2 separate regions of the Mus musculus genome follow, and region 1 is linked to region 2. Evidence: chromatin contacts called from ENCODE Hi-C or POLR2A ChIA-PET data. All regions are on one chromosome and are shown on one strand. Each heading gives the region's core, a stretch centred on a gene start or an enhancer-like site at or near the end of the contact. The rest is flanking DNA. Distances are from core to core; before and after follow the strand shown.

Region 1 (6,435 bases), core at 1,934-4,433, 300 kb before region 2:
GTTTTCAGAAAGGAGGATTACAGAAAACCTATCCCATTTCCAGAAACACGATCTAAAATATTAACAGAGAGACATACACGGTCCAGGTATGTATGCTATATTTTAAAGTACTAGTAAGGTAAAATTACCATTTGCTGGTAGGATTACTGACTTCTTCATATGACATTTTTGTAGACAAATTCTTTGAGTTGTTGACAACTTTGGAGAGTGAGTTGGTTTGGTTTGGGTGCTAGAGGTAGAACCCGGAGCCATGTGCGTGCCCGGACCCAGGTCCATGCCGGCTAAGCACTTATCCCTGAGCATTTCCCCTAGCCCACAGACCCTGAAGTTAACTTAGTTTAAAGGACTTATTTTAATGGTTGCACAAGCATGTGGATGGATAGTGAGCTGTAGGCAGTCCCAGCAAACAGAAACATTGTTTTTTCAAAGATCAAATAGAAGAATGAGCAAGCAGGGAAGGGCAGACAGGGGAACCTACAGAGGAATAAATGTGTCTCAGACTGCTGAGGGATAGGGAATGAAAACTAGGTCAACCCCCAAGTCCAGCCTGGAGAAACACACAAGACAACCTAAGGAATCTGAGAGAGAGAGAGGGAGAGAAAGAGAGAGAGAGGGAGAGAGAGAGAGAGAGAGAGAGAGAAGCTGGCTCTGTAAGGTGTGACAGAGAGCAAATAGCAGTGATGGTGGAACTCAGCGACCTTGACTGTGGACATGGGCAAAGGTCTCTCATCAAAAGATGTGTTTTATTCCTCTGCAGACATCACCTGTGACACCCACATAAGGGCCAGACGTGTCCTTTTATTGAAGCTGGTACTCGAGGGCTATGGCTCAGAACAGAACTAACAGGTTTTTATCTGTGTAACAGCTCACTTCCAACACTACTGAGCCTTTCCATTTTCAAGAGCTTACACAAAGTGGCTGTTGGGGCTGGAGAAATTGCTCACAGTGAATGGCTCCTCTTCCAGAGGACCCAAGTTCAGTTCCCAGAACCTACATGGTTGCTCATAGCCATTTGTATTTCCAGTTCCAGGGAATCTGACATCCTCTTCTTACCTGTATAGGCAACAGACATGTATGTGATGCACATACATACACATAAAGTAAATCTAATTTTGTAAGCGTCAGTTACGTTAACTCCTCCTCCCTCAAAAGAACATGTTTTATTCAATCATTTCTTTCTGCCCAACAGTTTATCTACTGTCTTGTACATGCAGCTGGCTTATAGTTAGTTACAGGCCCTCTCCCTACCTGATATTTGCTGGGCACTCACCCAGAGAATTCATTGGGCTGAAAACAATAGGAAAAACACAAGCTACAGTCTATTTGGGAAATTGGAAAAGCATAGCACAAAAAATAAATAAATAAATAAAATAAACATTTAAGTAACCCTTTAGCTAACACACCTATTCTCCTATCCGTAAAATAGATGTGAAACTCAGATCTGGTGGTGCTCGCCTTTGATCCCACCACTCAGGAGGCGGACGCAGCCTCTGCCTCTGAGTTCAAGGCCAGCCAGGGATACAGCCAGAATTCCAGGATGGCCAGGGCTACATAAAGAAACCTTGTCTTGAAAAATTAGAAAGGGGGAAGGAAAGAAAAAAAACGAGAAAGCAGAGGTGTAGTGAGTGTCCCCACTTATTCTGCTCACGAGTTCAAATGCCCACATCACTTCAGATAAGTTATCAGCCTGGCAGCACTGAGAACCCACTGCATGAAATGTAACATTTTTTTTTTTTTGCAAAAGCAATTCTATGTGAGCTGGAAACAGACCTCATTGGTAGGATAGCACAATAGACTCCTGAGTTCAATCACAACACTGTGAAAAAGACAGAAACAAACAAACAAAAAAAACCAACCCACTATATTATTGATGTTTTGTTTTGTTTGAGACAGGCCCTCCCTACGTAGCCCAAGCAGACCCCAAACTTAGGATCCTCCTGCCTCAGTTTCATAAGTGTTGAGATGACAAGCATACCCTACCACTTCTGTCAAGTTTTTAAGTTCTCATGTGGGAATGAAGAGCAGAAGAGAAAAAAAAAAAAAAAAAGATGGCAGCAGAAGCAGGAAGCAGGCTGATATCTAAGTCTACAGCAAGGCTGGTTTACATAGCCAGTTCTAGGCCTGCCAGAGCTAAATAGGGGGACTGTGTTTCAAAACAAAAAAACCAAAGCCTACTTGATGATGAAAGGGGAGGTGAGAAAATTGAGTTCATTAGACTTTACCAAATGTATTTTCCATTTGTTAGTTTTTAAAATAGCTTCAACTGATGTTGCACACATATAGGTAATTACACTTCAGCAGTTAGTCTGTCTCGGAAAGCGAATGAACTGCAGGTAACACCTCCACCAGATGAACGCTGGAAACATGATTAGGCTGTATGAACACATCATAACTCAAGAGCATAAGGTGCACCCAAAACCTTTTCTAGGAACCTCAAAAGTTCTATGGACGTAATCACTGGGCATTGGTGTTCGGCAAAGATCAGATTTCAAGCCTCCAACTTTGTGCTGTGTTCTTGTGTCTCAGCGCCAAGAGCGCCATCCAAGTCCTTTAAGCAACGAGGACATGCGCAGAACCAGTTCAGAAATCGTCAAATTCAACAACGAAAGGACGGCTGCCTAGTCCCTTCCTCAGCACGCACCCTGTTACGTTCTAGCCCCGTAGAGGGCCGGAGCTTCAAGCTCCTCCGGAGGACCTTCCGGCTCCTCCTCGTCCTCCTCTTCCAACACCTGCCTCAACCACAGGTCCATGCCGCTCTCCTCCCTCTGGTAGCACCATACAACCAGAGCCACGAGTGTGAGGGTGAGCGGCAGCACTTTCCACCAGGGCCGCTGCTGCGGCTTCCCCAGGGAATGCTCCACGGTCCAGCGGATCGGGGTGGCTTTGCTGCCGGAAAATTGGATCGGGAGGTTGGGGTCGTCGTCCTCCTCTTCCCTGTCTGCAGGCTGAGCTGGAGACCGGCCACGGGGCGGCGGATGCAAACTTCGCGAAGCCCAGCCCACGAGCCGCAGAGCCCGGACCGCTCTGGAAGAGAGACAGCAGTAAGCGTCCCGGAGCCACGGCCACCTCCCACCCTCACGCACCGGCACCTCACGGCTCTCACCCCGCAGCCCGTGAGCACAGGACACTGTTCATAGCGACCTCGACTCGCACGCTGAGGCGCACCGCGCTTTCGTCACTTCCGTCGCACAAAACCGGAAGCCGAACTTCACATCCAATTTCACGACTACAAAACGTGGGTCCAGCGGCGCAACGGAAATGATGCATTTCCTCTCGCTAGCTCTTCCGTCTCCGGCCTCGCCCTGATCACTATCTGGACGACTTACGGGTTTGTGTCGTTCTGGGTCCTTCCATTGAGACCTGATCCGGCGCGGCGGATTGAAAGTGAAGCAGACTCGGTTCTCCGAAGAGCTTGGCCCGAGGCTGTTTAGTGTGATGCCCAAGGACTTGAGAACCCGTGGCATCTGCTGGCTTCTTTCCAGGACCATCGTCCGGGAGGGACTTGGTCCCTGTTCTCCATGAGCGCATCTTCCAGTCTTAGCGCTCCATCCGAGCTCTCAGGCACGGAGGCGGGAAACCCTCGCGCCTTAAACGCCTCCCGGCCTGGCCGTCCCTTTGAAAAGGCTTGTAGAAACATCACCTCCACCTAGACTATCCCAGGTCCCCAGAATCCATTTGCCTTCAGGAAGAATGGAAATGGCTCTGTGTAGACCATAGGCTGACCAGATCTCGGACAGCCTACAGGGAGGCGATTCTGAAATTACACTCCCATAGCTAACGTGCACCTGGCCTTTTGATCTGGAAGCTGATTGAAGCTCTGCATCGTCAGAATCAGCCAGGCAACCTTGTAATCCCAATACTGTGGAGGCAGATAGAAGAGAATCACTGGTCCCAAGTACTACACAGCTTAACATCAACCCAATTTAAAATACAAAAAAAAAAAAAAAAAAAAGAGGATCAGCCCTAAAGGTGTCTGTCTTCTTAGTACCTGTGCTGTGTAGAAGCTAGAGTGAGTTATATTACACCTGGTCTTACCGCAGGGCTCAATAATGATTATCACTCCGATTTTATTCTTGATCTGTAAACCAGTGACATGAATAAAAACAAAAAAACACCTCTTCCTCTATCTCATGGGGCTGTGAGTTCCTTTCTGGGCAAGCAGAGTCCCCATGATTTATTTTGCTCAGGAGGGTGTCTGAGGGCACCACAGCATGCATGACAAGGGAGAAGTTAGGCAGGAAAAGGACCCTTCAGCCTTTGGCTGTTAGTGATGTAGATATTCCTGCTAGAGTGAGGGCCAGTCTTACACAGCACTCCAAGAAGGTAGAGGGTGCCCTCACTAGGCAGCATAGAGGGGAGACACACAACTCACAGTGCAGCAACCTGGCTCCTGAAGACATGAAGTTCAGCTACAAAAACCCAGCCCAACTGTCCTGTCTTCACTTGAAACTCCTCTGCTGGGGGACTGGACTTGAACTTCTCCCCATGCAGGGAAATAGGGGTCTGATATCAATTGGATCCAGAAGCTTGGGGGGGAAATTTACACCTGTTGCAACTGCAGGATTTGGGAGCAGCCTGCAAACTCACTTGCCTTGTTCCCTGCAGGTGGTTTTGCCCGCTCTTTGCTCAAGGTCTCCCACCTGGGGAAGCACACTCTGTCATCCTGAAGGTGACCATAGCTTTTGGATGTTTACTGCTTTGTGGGAAAGAAAGGGTCCTGGGAAATGCCCTTACTCTGAGCTGTAATCTAGCCCAGGATGGAACAAAATCAGGAGCCTCCTGTGACCGGGAGCCACTTACTAACGGGAAAAGCCTCACACTCCACTCTGTTCTTCCTCAAGGCACTCTCACTGAGTTAGAGCAGGAGCAATGATAGAGATGTCGGGAGCCCAGCAACACCTGTGAGGTTCCCCCCGCCCCATACACTAAGAGGCCCAACCCAGGACCCTGACTAAGAGCTGCTGTGTCAACAGAGGCACCTGTCTACCAAGGTCCTCCTCCCTGGGCCCCACCCCACCTGTTCCATCACAGAACCCCACACTGCTACACCAGTTTCCTAGCAAGGACCTCACAGCACCTAGGCCCTTAACTATAGGGAACATGCAAACCAGGGTGAGCTTTCAGAAGGAAATGGAGCTTAAGGGCCCTAAGGTGTAACGGGAATCAGGCTTCCTGGATTGGATACTGTAGGAGAGCCAGGCTCAAGCTGCACAGGATAGCCCATGGGACCAGACAAGGAGGTACAGCAAGAGTTAAGAGTTTCATCCTTGGGTGGGCTAGCCTCTGACAATGACCAATGAGCCCATCTCAGTCTCAGTGACTGTCTCAGATCAGAGGCAGAAAGAGACATTTTAGGGCTGGCAAGACAGGTGGTTCAATCTGTGAAGTGCTCACCATGCAAGCATGAGGCCCTGAGCTGGAGCCTTACCAGACACATAAGAAGCTCTATGTATGTTTGTAATTCCAGCTCTGGGGATGCAGAAAAGAGGGATCTGTGGAGCTCTCTCATTACCCAGTATGGCTTAACTGCCAAGTCCCAGGTCCCAGTAAGAGACCCTCGCTCAGAAACAAGCTAAGTGGCTCCTAAGGAACATAACCTCTAGACTCCTTGCACCTGCACACATGGGACCTACACACATGCACACACACGCACACACGCACATACACGCTCGGGAGCACACACACACACATGCACACACACATATGCACACACATGCACACACACATGCGCGCACACACCCCAATCACATATCTTCCTGGGGCTGGCATTGCTGTACTGGAGTGAACAGTGTTCCCATGCCTGAAAACAAGATTGGAACCTTGCTTAGTTGCAAATGAAATGGTTTACAAAGATGTCATACTGGTGAAAATAGGCTGTTAATTCATTGTCAGGATTTTCAGAATGTGGTTTCAGATGAGAAGGCAAGGCAAAGGGCAGTAGGAAAGTCCCAGGATGTTAGGAAGCGGCAGCCAAGGATTCCCCCCCCCCCGCTTCCCCCCCCCCCCCCCGCTCCCAGAAGGAGGGAGAGAGACCGGGAATAATCTCCCCAAACTGTAGCAAGGAGCATTTGAAATTTCAGGCTTCCAGACTATTAGGAATACTCTTTTTAAACTTTTTACAAATATTAAGCTGGGCAGTAATAGCACATGCCTTCAGTCCCACTAGTTGGGAGGCAGAGGGAAACCTGATCTATGGAGTGAGTTTCAACACAGCCAGGGCTACACAGAGAAACTCTGTCTCAAAAAACCAAATGAGCCAGCAGTGGTGGTGCATGCCTTTAGTTCCAGTAATTGGGAGGCAGAGGAAAGCAGATTTCGGTGAGTTCAAAGCCAGTCTGGTCTACAGATTGAGTTCCAGGACAGCCAGGACTAGATAGAAAAACCTTGTCTTGAAAAACAAAGCAAGCCGGGCGTGGTGGCACACGCCTTTAATCC
Region 2 (6,320 bases), core at 3,744-6,243:
GTCTCCAGACTCTCGGCACCAGGTGTAGCTGTGCCAGGAGGGGGCACAGGGGATTTCCAGTGGTTGCAGTTCATGCTCAGAACCCAGCCCAGCTTGTTATGCAGCACTTGCTTGAGGCCAGGTGGCAAGGGCAGGCCCTCGAGGGTGTCCCCTGAATTTGGCCGCAGTTGGCGCAAGCGGTAGCAGCACAGGTACTGCAGGGATGTGGAGCTGGCGCAGGAGCGGATGACTTTCATGCTGCTCTTGGCAGCCGTGGAGCAAACCATCGGGTAGAACCTTCTGTTTTGAAGCCGAGTAGCAGCCACTCCTGGGAGGAAGGCTTAGCCTGAGTGCCATGTGGGTTGGGAGCCAGGAAGCTCCTCCTACAAGGCACCACGGTAAGCAGCTCAAATAGTCTGAACACAGAAAATACTCTGGTCTGGCCTGGTAACCCCAATCTGCTTCAGGCCTGCCCACCCTCCCTCATCTGTCAGGAGCCTCAAGTCAGACTGCCTGGCCCCACCCCTAAAGGCTCTACAAAGGTACCTCACCTATGCACTTCCTGTTCTTGAAGAATGTCAGTGTCCCATGCCAGGTGTCCAAGTGCACACCAATAATGGAGCCCTGGCCAAAGCGTGAAGAGAAGCTCGTCTTGTCACCTTTGTGGTGGAGGAGCCCTGCGAGGAGCAATGGGGTGATCCTGGGAGGTCTGCTGTACTGCCAGCCCCACCCATGACCCAGGCAACACCTACCAGTGTAGGAGAGCCCCCAGCTGTCCTCATCCCTGCCCAGCAGGCTGCAGAACGTGTGGTGGTACTTGTCCAGGTCTACATCCGACGTCCCAATGCCCACCATCTGTAAATAGTGGGCCTGGACAGTTAGATGCCTAGCGGCAGGGCCCATGGCATCTACCCTCTTGCTTGGCCATTTACCATGTCTGTGCCATACACTGGAGAGGTCATCTTGATTTCCCAGAAGTGTTGGCCATCCCCTAGCTCCTTGGTGCCCCGAATGGCTGCAGTGCCACAGCTATACTCCATGTGAAAGCTGACCTTGCGATTATCACAGCTCAGCAAGGTGGCTGAGGACTTGTTCAGGTCATCCCAGACCCAATCAAAATCTGTAAGACAGAGGGCCTAAACTAGGGAGGGCTACAGCTAAACGGTGCCTGCCTGGTCCCAGGGAACCTGCCCAGCCCTCCACACGTCCCAGCGGCAAGACACGTACCCTCATCCTCCTCACCACACCGGCAGTCCTTGCCACGGTGTGCTGTGTGCAGACTGTTGCAGAAGGTAGCCTCATTCTGGCCCTCGCAGTCACAGAAGGACTCTCCTGTCACAGGCACAGCACTGGGGATGGATGGTGGCAGGGAGGAGTACTCAGGGTCAGAGTCGGAGTCGCTGTGCTGGAAGGGAGGGAAGGGGTAGGTCACTCTGTTTATGACAAATCCCTTCTCAAATCCACCAGAGAAGCAGCCAGACACCTGGCGCTCTCCAGTGCTCAACATAATCAACCTGAGTGCTAAGACTCCAATGAGATGGGAGGTGGCCCTAGGGGAATGGCTTCTTACTTGGCTTCCTCTGCCCCATTTCCCCCCAGAAGGTCTGACTACCATAGGCCACACAGCATCCACTACCTGTCTTCCCTGGGTAGTTCATGGTCTCCTAAAGCCCAGGGCTGCTGCTGTCAACAAGGTCTAGCATCTGGCTCCACTCAGGCTAAGACATGGGATGTGTGTCTCCATCCCCTGCAAGGGCACTGGAATCAAGAGGAGCAAGCATGCTCCACAAGGTCTAATGGACTAATGCTCCAAGCTGCAGCAAACTCTTCCAAAGATGCTCTCAGGCCTCAGAACCTAGCTGGGGGTGAGGACACAGCTGAGCTGGTCAAGTTCCAGCCACTGACTGACCAATCAACTCTTGCTATTCAGCTGCTCTGCAGGCCCTTGGATCCCTGTTTTGGTGCTAGGGTTCAGGCTAGCTGACTTGACAGTCCCTGAAGTTTTGGCCTCTACTTCCTGAGCTGCCCTGCTGTGCTCCACACAGTGGTCCAGGAGCCCCTCTAATGGCGACCACATCACAGTTCTAACACCCACCCTGAAGTTAGATCTATTTACAGCCATATAGCCATCCTGCACTTCTCTACAAGGAAGCATTCAACCACCAAGAGGAGCTTGGACCACGTTCACTCTGTATTCTTTCTCTTCACAATACTCAGGGTGTCCACCATTCTGGTCTCTGGTGCTTTTTCAAGTTCACTGGCTCCTCAGGAAGGGCCTCAAAAAGTCTAGAGATGGAGAACCATCATGGTGGATGTATAATATCATGAGAAGTGAAGAAATGTCCAGCAATAGGCAGCCGAGTCGGGACTGAAAACCAACATCCAATTCTGGGTACTGTGTGCTGAAATAGGGGCGTATAACCCACAAGGAGCCAGCCCCAGTTTGGTTAGTCAACGTTAACTAAGGCCACTCCGAAGCCAAACAGACCAGCTCCTTTGCCTGGAGGGAAGGCTCATACCTCAGAGCAGACCTTGTACCCCACTGGCAAAGATGGGATCTTCTAGAGGCAAGGCAGATCCACTGAGTAAGAAGCCAATCTGCCTAGGACAGGAGGAAGGGAGGAGGATGCTCAACCCAACCCAGGCCCAGGAACACCCACAGCTACCTGCCACATGACAGACAACAGGCATGCGTGTGTCACTGTGATGACTGAGGCTGTTTCAGGTGCATCATTAGGAACTGGAGGTGTAGCTGAAAATTTGGGCTGACTCAAGCTCAAAAGCCCCCAAGAAGGGCCTGGGGCACTGCTGACCTAGTAAGTAAATCAAGTTTTCCTTATAATCTGGTGATCCAATGGGCTTCTAGAAGGGAGCCTAACTGTAACCCTAACCCGGCTTCAGAGAGCTGTAACATCAGAGTAGAGGCAGTACAGGGCAGAGCCAGAACACCAGTCTGGTACCAGCAAGTCAGTAGCCACCTACTCCCAGGAGCCAAGTCAGGCACACTGGGCTGGGTATCTACCTTGTGCTCAGAGACTCCAACAAAGGAAGTCTTAGGACATTTGAACTTCAAGAACTATAAATATTATAAAGAAAAATCATGCACTGATGACCCTAAGGGTATCACATGGTAGAGAACTGACTCCAGCGACTCCTGACCTCTACACGTGTGCCCACACACAATAAACTGTCTCACGTCCAAGGCCTGCCTGTGTTACAGTGTGAGACCATTTCTGAAAATAAAACCAGCAGGGATAGTGACACATGCCTTTGATCCCAGCACTTGGGCAGTTCTCTTGAGTTCAAAGCCAGCCAGGTATATACAGAGAAACCCTGTCTCAAAAACCCAAAAAAGATCACAGATCCTATCATATACAACACACATGAAATACAGCATTTGTGTGACAAAAACATCCAGGGTGATCCAAATGGCTCAGCATATGTATGTGTGCTACTGCACGTCACGGACAACCTAAGCTTGCTCCCCAGATACCAAATAAAGGTGTAAGATAGAACACACATACAAGGCTCCTGACCCATTCACTGTGGCACACAATAATAAAATTGGCAGGCCTGGTGAACAAGCATTGTACAGTAACCAGCACTATCCAGAACTTTCGATCCCTGTCTCTTGTCTTGAGGCCTGACATACCTCAGGCTTTACCAGACCAAAAAGCACCACATACCAGGACACAGCTCAGCTGCCTGGCTCAGTGTCTTTTTCACCCAACATAGACACTGGTTATCCCCACCTTGCCACTTCGACCTACCTGCCCATCAGAGTCATAGCCCCAGTTAGAGCTGCCTGCCAGAGCCACAGCCCGGGCATCTGTATCTCGGCGGGCTGCGCTCAGGACGAAATGCCATGCCCTGCTACTCCGTGTACGCCGGGCCATAGTGGAGAGAACCTGGAAAAAAATAACTGTAACTTTAAAGACATGTAATGTATCAATGTCCAAACAAGGCCCAAATCTACACCCCACAACTCTGCCCCCTGCCACTTCTACCTGGCAGCCTAAGCCATGGATCCACCAAAGGCTGGGGACTCCAAGCCCTCAACACTGAGCTCTGAGCTCCAGAAACTCCCACAAGCTCGTACCTGGCTCGAGTATCTGAGCACCTCAATCAAGCCCAGGGCGATGGTGTGAAACACAACCCAGACACCCATGACTTTGGATGTGTCCCAGCCCATCTCTGCATTCTGTTCAGGAGCTGTTGCCCCTCAGGCATTTGACACTTAACTTGCTCCTCCTCCGCGGTCCACTTTGGCAAATGGCATCCACAGCATCCAGTTCCTCATGCCAGAAACACCGCTGTCATCCACTCCTGACACCCCTCCTTGCCATTGGAGACCCCCACCGCTTCCTGCACCACACAACTCCCTCTCACCCATCCGGCTCTGCACACTACAAACTCAGTCTTTGATACAACCTTAAACTCACTGGCTTGACATCGTTCTTGGGACAAAATGAAAGGCTTTGAGAGGTCCGGATCTCCTCTCCCGAGTGGACTGTCTTTGTCTAATAGTCGACTCTGTCCTAGCTGCCTCCTGTCCCCCTGTAGACCCACTGTACTACCCTACCTCGCCCCGGCCATCCACAAAGAAGCCGGGCGGGGCCGCGCACAGCACTCCACAGCAGTTGGGTTGGCTGAGCGCCGTATAAGAACACACAGTAGGAACCCAATGAATGAACCAGAGATGTCCCTGGACGTAGCCACGCTCGGCCTCCGCGGGGCTGAAGGTTGCTTCCCTCGCCAAAGGCTCGCGGATCTCGCCACAGCGATGCCGTCCCTGACGCCTGACTCCGAGGCCCCCGCCCAGACTCCCGAGCGCCACCGCCAGGGAACAACGGGTGGCCGGCTTGACCGCCTGCAAGGTCAACCCGCCGGCCGCCGGGCCTGACCGGGCTGGGCCGGCGCGGCTCACCTGCGGCCAAAAAGCTCCCCCGGCGCTGACCCACTTTCCGTTCCGGCCGCGACGCAAACAATCCCCGCCCCCGCCCTGCATTGGCCCGGCAGCCGAAGGCGGGCTCTATGGCAGCTTCGCGCGGGGGCGGGTCTCGCGAGACAGGACTGCTGTCAAGAGGCTTGCACAAACTGTCAATCCTGAACCAAAGTTTCTATTGGCCCTCGCTAGAGCGGTCAAAAAAAAAAAAAACTTTCGCATGACCATTGGACAAATATAAGGAAGTGTGTCCGTGCCCGTGGCGTCATCATCAGTTGCCAGGATCGGGACCTCCTTGGGTGATCTGATTGGCTGGACGGTGAATGACTAACCTCTCAAAATGAGTAAGGGGCGGGCTCTTGTCACCATTGGTTCAAAGGCTGCGAAAGTTTGGAGAGGAAGCGGAAGAGAGCCGCGAAAAGCAACTAGTAGCGGAATGGAGGCTGCTGCCGGTGAGCGTGCAGGTCGGTCAAACGCGAGGGGTTGGGAAAGTCTGAAGGCGAACCGCGTGCAGGCCCACGCCAAAGCATCCCATGTCCCCTTGTTTACTGAGCTAGCCGAGTGTCGCGATGCACACATCGGCGGTTATATCTGCTCTAAGACCTCAGCCTCACGCCTTTCCGAGAATTGGGGGCCCTGCTTCCCTAGAACTGGAAGTCTCTAGTGTGGAGTCTGCGTTTGTGCGCGGGTGTCGCTTAGCTGTGATCATCTACTCTGTTAGTTTCCTCTGTGTCTGTTAAAATTAGCTGGCAGTTTGAAGTGAGCGTTCACGTGTGCACGTGCCTTCAGTTGCTCCACTTCAGACAGAAGTGAGGCTGAGACAGGTCTGGGGCTTCTAGAAGACCTACCCGCGTGCCTTTGTCTTTGTCGCTCTCTCAGACACCCCAACTCCTGTTTCTCACCAGAACCCGGGAACCTGGCCGGGGTGCGACACATCATCCTTGTTCTTTCTGGAAAGGGTGGCGTTGGGAAAAGCACCATCTCCACGGAGTTGGCCCTGGCTCTGCGCCACCAGGGCAAGAAGGTGAGGCCTGGACCAGGGTTGACACCTGTTTCATTGTTGTCCCTAGCTCCCAACAGGCTTGGCAGACTTCTTTCCACCCCTCAGCATCCTCCTCCTTGCAGGTGGGAATCCTAGATGTGGACCTGTGCGGTCCCAGCATACCACACATGCTCCGTGCACAAGGCAAGGCCGTGCACCAGTGTGACAATGGCTGGGTGCCTGTCTTTGTGGATCAGGAGCAGAGCATCTCCCTTATGTCTGTGGGGTTCCTGCTGGAAAACCCTGATGAGGCCGTGGTGTGGAGAGGTCCCAAGAAACATGGTAAGAACTTAGTGAGAAGCAGTGCTTCCTCCCTTCCTCCAACTCCTCAGTGCCTCTTTACTGAGGCCGCTT

Evidence for each region. Hi-C counts contacts between places; a loop is a spot of excess contacts on that map. ChIA-PET counts read pairs that join two places held with the same protein, here RNA polymerase II (POLR2A).
Region 1: a map of heart shows a loop between it and region 2 (4-fold over the local background). The contact joins the promoter of BC003965 here to the promoter of Spsb3 in region 2. A Hi-C loop is called at or near these places in 1 of 37 maps with a recorded cell type or tissue (heart). POLR2A ChIA-PET finds 5 or more read pairs at or near these places in 1 of 5 experiments (embryonic stem cell).

The regions. Positions count from the first base shown.
Region 1 is chr17:25,181,309-25,187,743 of GRCm38, reverse strand. BC003965 (cDNA sequence BC003965) reads right to left here and starts at 3,183. Exons shown (of 2, transcript NM_183150.2): 1 at 3,104-3,183; 2 at 82-3,024. The coding sequence starts at 3,135. The coding sequence ends at 2,646.
Region 2 is chr17:24,885,347-24,891,666 of GRCm38, reverse strand. Spsb3 (splA/ryanodine receptor domain and SOCS box containing 3) reads right to left here and starts at 4,993. Exons shown (of 7, transcript NM_001163751.1): 1 at 4,907-4,993; 2 at 3,750-3,887; 3 at 1,207-1,384; 4 at 912-1,099; 5 at 732-834; 6 at 531-656; 7 at 1-307. The coding sequence starts at 4,987. Nubp2 (nucleotide binding protein 2) reads left to right here and starts at 5,317. Exons shown (of 7, transcript NM_011956.3): 1 at 5,317-5,388; 2 at 5,830-5,948; 3 at 6,050-6,248. The coding sequence starts at 5,361.